Linked DNA regions of Homo sapiens: region 1 is linked to region 2. Evidence: chromatin contacts called from ENCODE Hi-C or POLR2A ChIA-PET data. All regions are on one chromosome and are shown on one strand. Each heading gives the region's core, a stretch centred on a gene start or an enhancer-like site at or near the end of the contact. The rest is flanking DNA. Distances are from core to core; before and after follow the strand shown.

Region 1 (3,917 bases), core at 755-3,254, 140 kb before region 2:
CAGCGTGAACATTGCTAGCTCCCACACCATGGTCACATTTTTCTTTCTTAGATTCCATCTAGAGAATGTACTACACTTGAGTCATTATAATGGAGATGTTTCTTTCCCGGAAGCTTATCTTTTAGTTTCTGATGTTATTCAACTATTTCTCCTTCGCTTGTAAATTTCAGGTCTTTTCCTTTCCTCAGTCACGTTACCTTTATTAATATGCTAATGTGCTGTAATAATGCATTTTACACCACTAATGAAGTGAAGCAAAGCAAAACGTAAAAAGAAAGTACAAATTCTCCCTTTAACTTTACCCGGTTCCGGGGAGGGGGTAGGGGTGAGAGAGGAGGAAGAGAGTAGGAAGGAAGGACATTCGGGCGGCAAAAAAATAAAAATGATCCCCTTGTTTTCAGCGCGTTCTGGAACAGAGCTGCACGTCAGAGGAAGAACTGAGCAGCCTTCGAGCTAAAAGACTTGGCATTAAACTTTGACACTTTAATGGTCTCTAGGATATTAGATAGTATTTTTTCATATAATGTTCTTCTCCGACACGGTAATGGCATCAGAAACAGAATCTGCTATGCCTGCCAACGTGCACGGTGAGGCTCATCGCCGCAGAGGTAAGACAGCAGGACCCCAGCTTCGCAGTTAACTTATCCCGAAGCTCCAAAGCAAACGTCTTTTACTTCTTCGCCGGGGACGCTGCTGTACCACCGCTGCCTCCCTTTCGCATTCTGCTGGGCTCGGTCAGCCGCTGAGATTAGGTAAACAGCGCTCCGGAGCCGGGGCAAAGCGGGCGCTGCTGCTGCTGGTGGGGGTCGTTGTTTCACGAGGCTGGAGGGAAGGGGGATGGGAGAAGGGTCCCAGCTCGGTAAAGCCAAAGGCCGAGAGTGTGGTTACCGAGGCGGGAGCCAGGTCCGGAGCCAAGCAGGGGCCAAGCCTCCGAAGCCCTTGCCGCCCCACCCCCCCAGCCCGACCTCGAGGAGTGGGGTCAGCTGGGCAACCCAAGCTCGGCGGCCCTTTCCCGCGCGCCCCCTCCCCAGCCCATCCTTCCCCTGCCCCTTCCAAGAACTAGGGTGGGCTTCCCGCTGCCTCGCTCGAGTCCTGGAGAGCGGAGAGGCGCGCAGAGGGAAGGCAAAGACCCGGCGGCCCGCCCGGCTGGGGAGAGGTGGAGACCCGGGGGGAAGGGGACCCCAGAAGCCCTGGGACCGAGCTGCGGAAAAACCCGGGAGCTGGATCGCGCGCCCGGAGCTCCGGTCTCCGAGTCCGAGTTGTGCAGCTCTCGGCGTCCTCTTTCTCTCCCTGCCTCTCTGCTTTCGCCTCCTCTGGGTCTTCTCTCGAGGGCATCCTCCTTCCATCCATTCTCACACCCCCGCTCCTGTGCCCCGACCCATTTCACCCACTTCTCCTGTGGCTCGGGAGGACTCTCCGTACCCCCACCCTGGTCCCTAGAACTGGGAGGCTGGAAGTCCATTCAAGGGATGTTGCGCGCCGGGTTCTTATGCCAAGAGGGAAAGAGCGAGAATAAAATCAGCAGGGGAGGGGCGTGTTGTGCGTGCATGGGGTGTGTGTTTGGGGTGGAGGAAAAAGAAATGTAGTTTCCTCAGAGGAAGAGGAAGCCTTGGACAGGATTCTTGGATACCGATCCCAGAAAGATGCCGTCAGAGCCCTTCGGCGGGGCTCCTCACAGACTCCGGCTGCCCCACAGCATGCCCACCTCCGAGAGAAGCTGCGACCCGAGGCGGGGAAACTTCCTACTTCTCACGACGGCTGTTTTGTGCAATTTGGGGAGCAGGCTGCATGGTCCTGCAAGCCTGCGAGCCTCTCTACCACGGCAGCTGCGGGCCCGTCCCGCTTCCCTTCCCCCTTTTTCCGCGAGGCACGCCAAGCCCGAGGCGGCCGGGAGCCGCCGGGGTTGGGGGAAGAAGGGCGGGGAGCTCCCAGCTTGCACCCTTTCATCCCGACCCGGCCCGGGATCCCGGCTCCGGGTGTTGCTTCCGCCTGCCTGCCAGCCAGCGAGCTGAAGAAGCACCGGGGCGGAGTCTCGCCGGGGGGCGGAGCCTGTGCGGGGGCGAACTCTCGGTCCGCGCGGCTGCGGCGCTTGCCATTGGCCGGCCGCTCGGTCACGGGGTCGGGGGCGGGCGCCGACGCGGGCGCCGGCCCCGCCCCCGCTCGGAACCCAGCCCCGGCTCGCGGTCCCCCCCGGCTGCACAGACATGACACAGACACACAGTCACTGCAGCTGCTGAGCGAGTCCGGCGCTCTGGGCACGCGGAGGCGGCGGGGCCAGCCCGGAGCCCGGACCCCAGCGCCCGCCCCTGCCGGTTCCCGCGCGGCGGCCCACTCCTGGCCGGGCGCGGGAGGCGGGGATCGCGCGCCGGCTCCGGCCAGCGGCGCCCGGCTGCCCGCGGCGGCTGCAGCGGCCGCCCAGCTCCGAGCGCCGGGCGCTCCGGGAAGCCGGCGCATCTCGGAGGCGGCGGCGGCGGCCAAGGCCGGCGAGCGCTCCCGGCGGCGGGGGCCGCCCGCCTCGGCTCCCCGCACCCACCGCGCCGCGATCCACTCGCCGCGCCTCCGCTCCCGTGACCTTCCCGGGGCGCCTCCCCTAGCCCCGCGCCCCCGGCCCCGCGCCCCAGGCCGGGGCGAGGCCTTTTCCGGCGCTTCTTTCCCGCGGAGCCGCGGGCGGGCGGCGCAGGCCCTGGGGGAGAGCGCGCCGCGGCCGGTTGCAGCCCCCCCCGCGCCGCCGCGTTCGGCGCCCGGCCCGGCCAGTCTGCTCCTGCCCCGCCGCCGCGCCGGAGCCCGGGCGCCCGAAGCTGGGGGCGCGGCCGCGCTCGTCTCGCCGGGCTGTTCGCGGGCAGGCCCTGCCCTGAAGGGACGAATCGGCTTGGAGCGCGGGAGGTGGAGTCGGCCCCGGCGGTCGCTCCCTGGACCCAACCCGAGGCTGACCCAGGCCCCTGCCCATGCGGGGCGCCCCTGGCTCGGAAGAGTCCCCCGGGCCGGGAGCAGCTCCAGGCAGCGGCCCCGGAGGAAGAGGAAGAAGGGACAGTGCTCAGCTTGGGGGACCCGGACCCTCGCCGCGGCATTTGGAGCCGGGGGCAGTCCCGAACTCTGTGCTTGGCACCGCCGCTCCGAGTAGGGCAGCGCCTGCCGGGACCCTGACCCGGACCCCCTGCGCCTCGTAGGCGGCGGCGCCGCCGCGCCACCCTGTTCTTCCGTGTCTCCCTCTGCCTGGCGGCAGTCACGGCCAAGGTAAGAGCCCCGGAGCGCGAGAGTCGCCGCGGGGGCGCCGTGGTGTGTAGCGCCGGACAAGTTCTCCGAACCTGTGGCTGGTACCCCCTGTACTCGGGATGCCGGCGGGGAGGCCGGGCACACCCTCTGCTGCCCCGGCCGGGAGCCCTGGAGAGGCTGGAGGTGGAAGCCCCCAGTCTCCGAAGTCCCCAGGACCCCCTCAGGGCCTGCTCGGCTTCTGGGCACACAGGCTGCTGGCAGGGAGCGAGCCAGGAGGAGTTTCTGGTTAACACCACGAGGGCATGTGACCGATACCCGCACCCCCGGCCCTCTTGTTAGCGGTGAGCACCTGTGGTTCGCGGAGCCTGCCGTGTTTGGAGAGGGCCCTGTTGGGCGGTACGCAACTACCTTTCGTGGTGTGATGCTGTGAATAACTTTTCTTGTTCCTTCTTGCAGACAGTCCTGCGCAATTTGGGGGCGAGCAGCCACAGCTTGCGAGTCCCTCTTTAGGACAGAGTGGTTGGTTGGCATTGCTATCTGTAGGGGGGAAGCCCAGCCAGCATGTCCTTCCTGTTAGTCAAAGCTGCTTGTGAGGAGTGATCAGTGTATAGCTATCCAGACATTCTTGTAAATGTCACTGCTTTTGAAGTTTTGGAGTGAGGACTCCAAAGTTTGTGTATCCTCAAGTTATTTTGTTCATTGCC
Region 2 (3,833 bases), core at 1,062-3,561:
TTCCCATGATTTGGCTATAATCTCAAACTGCTCTTGCAAATTTTTTTTTTTTCTGAAGAAACATAGTGCTCAAAGAGACTCTCATCACTCTGATGAGAGAGAAACAGATCCAGTGGATTAACGTGTTTTGCTAAGTGCTGTGATAGGAGACCTAGAAAACAAGCTTTTGGCCCTTTATATGATCTTGAGGGAATCTCCTGACCTTTTGGATACTTAGTCTTTTCGTCTGTAAATTGAGTACCATAGCATTTGTGTCACAGCATTACAATGCCAATTAAATCAGGCCGAAGCACTGTAGTGTATGGCCTGACACGCTACGGTCTGGAAATTTCTCAGGAAAAATAAGGGTGTGATGAGTGGAAGTGGAACACTCCCTCTCTCTCTCTCTTTTTTTTTTTTTTTAAACTTGATTTTGTTTTTTTGGAGACAGAGTCTCACTCTGTTGCCAGGCTGGAGTGCAGTGGCGTGATGTTGGCTCACTGCAACCTCCACCTCCCGGGTTCAAGTGATTCTTCTGCCTCAGCCTCCCGAGTAGCTGGGATTACAGGCACGCACCACCACGCCCAGCTAATTTTTGTATTTTTAGTAGAGACGGGGTTTCACCATGTTGGCCAGGATGGTCTTGATCTCCTGACCTCGTGATGCGCCCGCCTCGGCCTCCCAAAGTGCTGGGATTGCATGCATGAGCCACCGCGCCCAGCCCAATTTGATTCTTTATTTTGGTAGTAGCTAATCTATGTGATGAAGCCCTGACTCTTCATTGTTCTCGTGTCACTGATGTAAAACAACAACACATTTAAATGTGTGTTTAAAATGTACAATTCATATAATGTACAATTTAGTGGTTTTTAGTATTTTCACAAGGTTGTGTGATTGTCACAACGAATTCCAGAACATTTTCCTCACTCCCAAAAGAAACCCCATATGCATTATCAGTCACTGCCACTCTCCTCTTATTCTAGCTCCTGATAACCATGTTCTGTCTCTGTGGATTTGGACTGGGAGAGACATAAAGGATAGGGGCTACTCTCCCTCCCGTCTTAAATGCGTCTCAGTCATGAACCTTGCCATATTTTAGTGCTTTAAACATTTTTAAAAATAGTTGATTTGAGGAGGAGGAGGATAAAACAAACAGCAGAACCCAAAAAGAAGAACTCGGACTCCAGACTTAATTCTATCCTTTGCCCTCTGGCTAACTTTGGATATGCCAATTCTTTGTCTGAGCCTCATTTTCCCCATGCAGATAATTTACATTGTATTAGAGAACTACCTCCTCCCCAAGCTCTCTTTCAGGCTTAAATTCAGTGATCTTGAGTCTGTGTGTGTGTATATATATATATGTATATACACACACACACATTGATTTTCTTTTACCATGTGCTGGTTCTTTCAGTCTCTTGCTGCTTTCTGTTATCCACGGAGCTGGCATTGCTTTCTATTTTTATCAGTGTACTATTTAAATATAGAAATAAATATCTTATGTATATCTATTTGTGTGTGTGCATAAAGCAGTGGAATTTATGGACTAATGCGGTCACTTACGTAAATTACTTAGCACGGGGTTTGGCACATACTAAGTGCTAGATAAGTATTATTTGCTAGGTGAGTGATGGGTCACCCTGGGGTAGACCAGTTGACATTTGCTCATATGGAACTTGTTCAGTGAATTGTCCTAAGTGATCACAGCTGGAAGCTGCCTTGGTCTTTGGATGGGGCTTCTGCTGTCTGCATTCTTTCCTCTTTGCTTTCACTAGTTTCTGGAACACGTCAGTGTGAATTTTTTTTTAAGGCAGAGTCTCGTTCTGTTGCCCAGGCTGGAATGCAGTGGTGCAATCTTGGCTCACTGCAACCTCCACCTCCCAGGTTCAGGTGATTCTCCTGCCTCAGCCTCCCGAGTAGCTGGGATTACAGGCACCCACCACCATGCCTGGCTAATTTTTGTATTTTTAGTAGAGATGGGGTTTCACCTCATGTTGGCCAGGCTGGTCTTGAACTCCTGACCTCAGGTGATCTACCCATCTTGGCCTCCCAAAGTGCTGGGATTACAGGTGTGAGCCACAGCACCTGGCCGTCAGTGTGAAATTATAGATTTGGAAAAACAAATCCTGTGAGAAGAGCAATTTACCGTACCCTGCTCTCTTCAAGTGACGTGGGAAATGAAAAACGTCCAAACTAAGACAAATTTATTGGATACCAAAACCACCAGGCTATTGATTCTTAAAGCCAGACAACAAGGTTATGAATTGGGTGATAAAAATGGAAAGCATTTAGCTTGACTTCTAAGGCGGGGCAGCTTTGTGCGCTATCGCAGTTATTGGGTTCTACTGACAGCCCCACAACTAATGACCTAGCACTTATTAACCAGAGTGTTTACTCTATGTGCTACATCTGTCTAATGTGTTGTGTGAGTGAGATATATCTGAACAATTTGATTTTGTATTGAGGCCGGGGTGCCTGAGACTTACTCTGTAACTTTGAAGGCTGCAAGAACATTAGCTAAAAGTTCTTAGCTGCAGCAAGGAAAGCAAGAAATTGTTCTAAGCCCTAAATAGTTTTGCACTGCTGCAGAGGAGGGATTTATGTCTCCTGATGGGTTTTGGAATGGATAAGCAGATGTTGTGTGTTAGATGTTAGAGATCAGTTATTGAACCCACAGTTATTTTAATTTGGATGCTGAAATTCAGAGAGGCTGTGTTCATCAGGGTCATAGTCAGTTGCTGACTGAGATTTCCTAAAGCTTGGCTTCATGCTCCTTCTTTCACACCATTCAGACTGTTGAGGCCTGTGGCAGCTGTCAAGACCGTGCTGTCCATCCTCCAGCTGCCTGGAGTGAGCCCCACTGCTCTTCGACAGGGGCTGCTGGGGACTGGGTATCACTGACCCCGTGGAACTGAAATGCCTCTTTTTGACTCTGTCTCACAGTGGTTTACTTGTGTCTTTTACTCGATGGTGCAGGTAACTGTTATGGGTTGAATTCTGTCTCCAGAATTCATATGTTGAAGTTCCAAGCCTCAGTGCCTCAGAATGTGACCTTATTTGGAAATGGGGTTGTTGCAGATGCAATTAGTTGAGGTCATCCTGAAGCCACTTGGGTCCTTAATCCATTACAACCAGCGTCCTTGTAACGGGAAGTTTGGACACAGACGTGCACACAGGCACAATGTCGCGTGAAGGTTGGAGTTGTGTTGCCACAAGCTAAGGTCCTACCAGGAGCTAGGAGAGAGGCCAGGAACAGATCTTTCCCCAGCGCCTTGAGAGTGAGCGTGCCCTGTTCACACCATGATCTTGAACTTCTAGCCCACAGAACTGTGAGACAAGTTTCTGCTGTTTAAGCCACCCAATTTGTAGCACTGTTGTTATAGCAGCCCTGGCAAACTGACACAATAGCCCAGTGAGCATTCTATACCATGAAAGTAGAATTAGGAGAGGAAGATACAGTAGACTGTACCCTCTTACCACCCCCTAGTTCTTCTTTTTTTAATTTTTTTTTAATTTTTTTGAAACAAGAGTTTTGCTCTTGTTGCCCAGGCCAGACTGCAGTTGCGCGATCTTGGCTCACTGCAACCTCCGCCTCCCGGGTTCAAGTGATTCTGCTGCCTCAGCCTCCCAAGTAACTGGGATTACAGCACACGCCACCACACCTCCACATCTGGCAATTTTTGTATTTTGAGTAGAGATGGGGTTTCACTATGTTGGACAGGCTGGTCTCCAACTCTTGACCTCTGGTGATCCACCCACCTCCGCCTCCCAGTGTCCTGAGATTACAGGCATGAGCTACCACGCCTGGCCTTTTGTTTTAAAATGATCAAACTGTCGCTAGGAACTTGATTACT

The links. A loop is a pair of places that touch in the nucleus more often than their neighbours do. ChIA-PET counts read pairs that join two places held with the same protein, here RNA polymerase II (POLR2A). Pooled maps may share reads with other maps.
Region 1: a map of heart right ventricle shows a loop between it and region 2 (2.7-fold over the local background). The contact joins the promoter of LARGE1-AS1 here to the enhancer-like site in region 2. A Hi-C loop is called at or near these places in 17 of 168 maps with a recorded cell type or tissue (GM13976, IMR-90, MCF 10A and 8 more), 10 of 37 single-sample maps with no recorded cell type and 15 of 50 pooled maps. POLR2A ChIA-PET finds 5 or more read pairs at or near these places in 3 of 52 experiments (AG04450, HEK293T and WTC11).

The regions. Positions count from the first base shown.
Region 1 is chr22:33,919,312-33,923,228 of GRCh38, reverse strand. It overlaps LARGE1-AS1 (LARGE1 antisense RNA 1), which reads right to left and starts at 2,004. Exons shown (of 2, transcript XR_001755630.2): 1 at 1,706-2,004; 2 at 174-822. LARGE1 (LARGE xylosyl- and glucuronyltransferase 1) reads left to right here and starts at 2,753. Exons shown (of 15, transcript NM_133642.5): 1 at 2,753-3,234. RefSeq lists silencers at 1,886-2,385, 2,706-2,855, 3,126-3,225.
Region 2 is chr22:33,779,454-33,783,286 of GRCh38, reverse strand. The region is part of intron 1 of LARGE1 (LARGE xylosyl- and glucuronyltransferase 1); the gene reads left to right. Among named protein-coding and RNA genes, the nearest start is that of LARGE-AS1, 56 kb to the right of the region's middle. RefSeq lists enhancers at 99-599, 3,008-3,509. Within about 2 kb of position 2,311, at least 3 of the 41 ENCODE cell types and tissues checked have a DNase peak (open chromatin) inside an H3K27ac peak, as active enhancers do; they include heart right ventricle, where a contact is called at or near this core.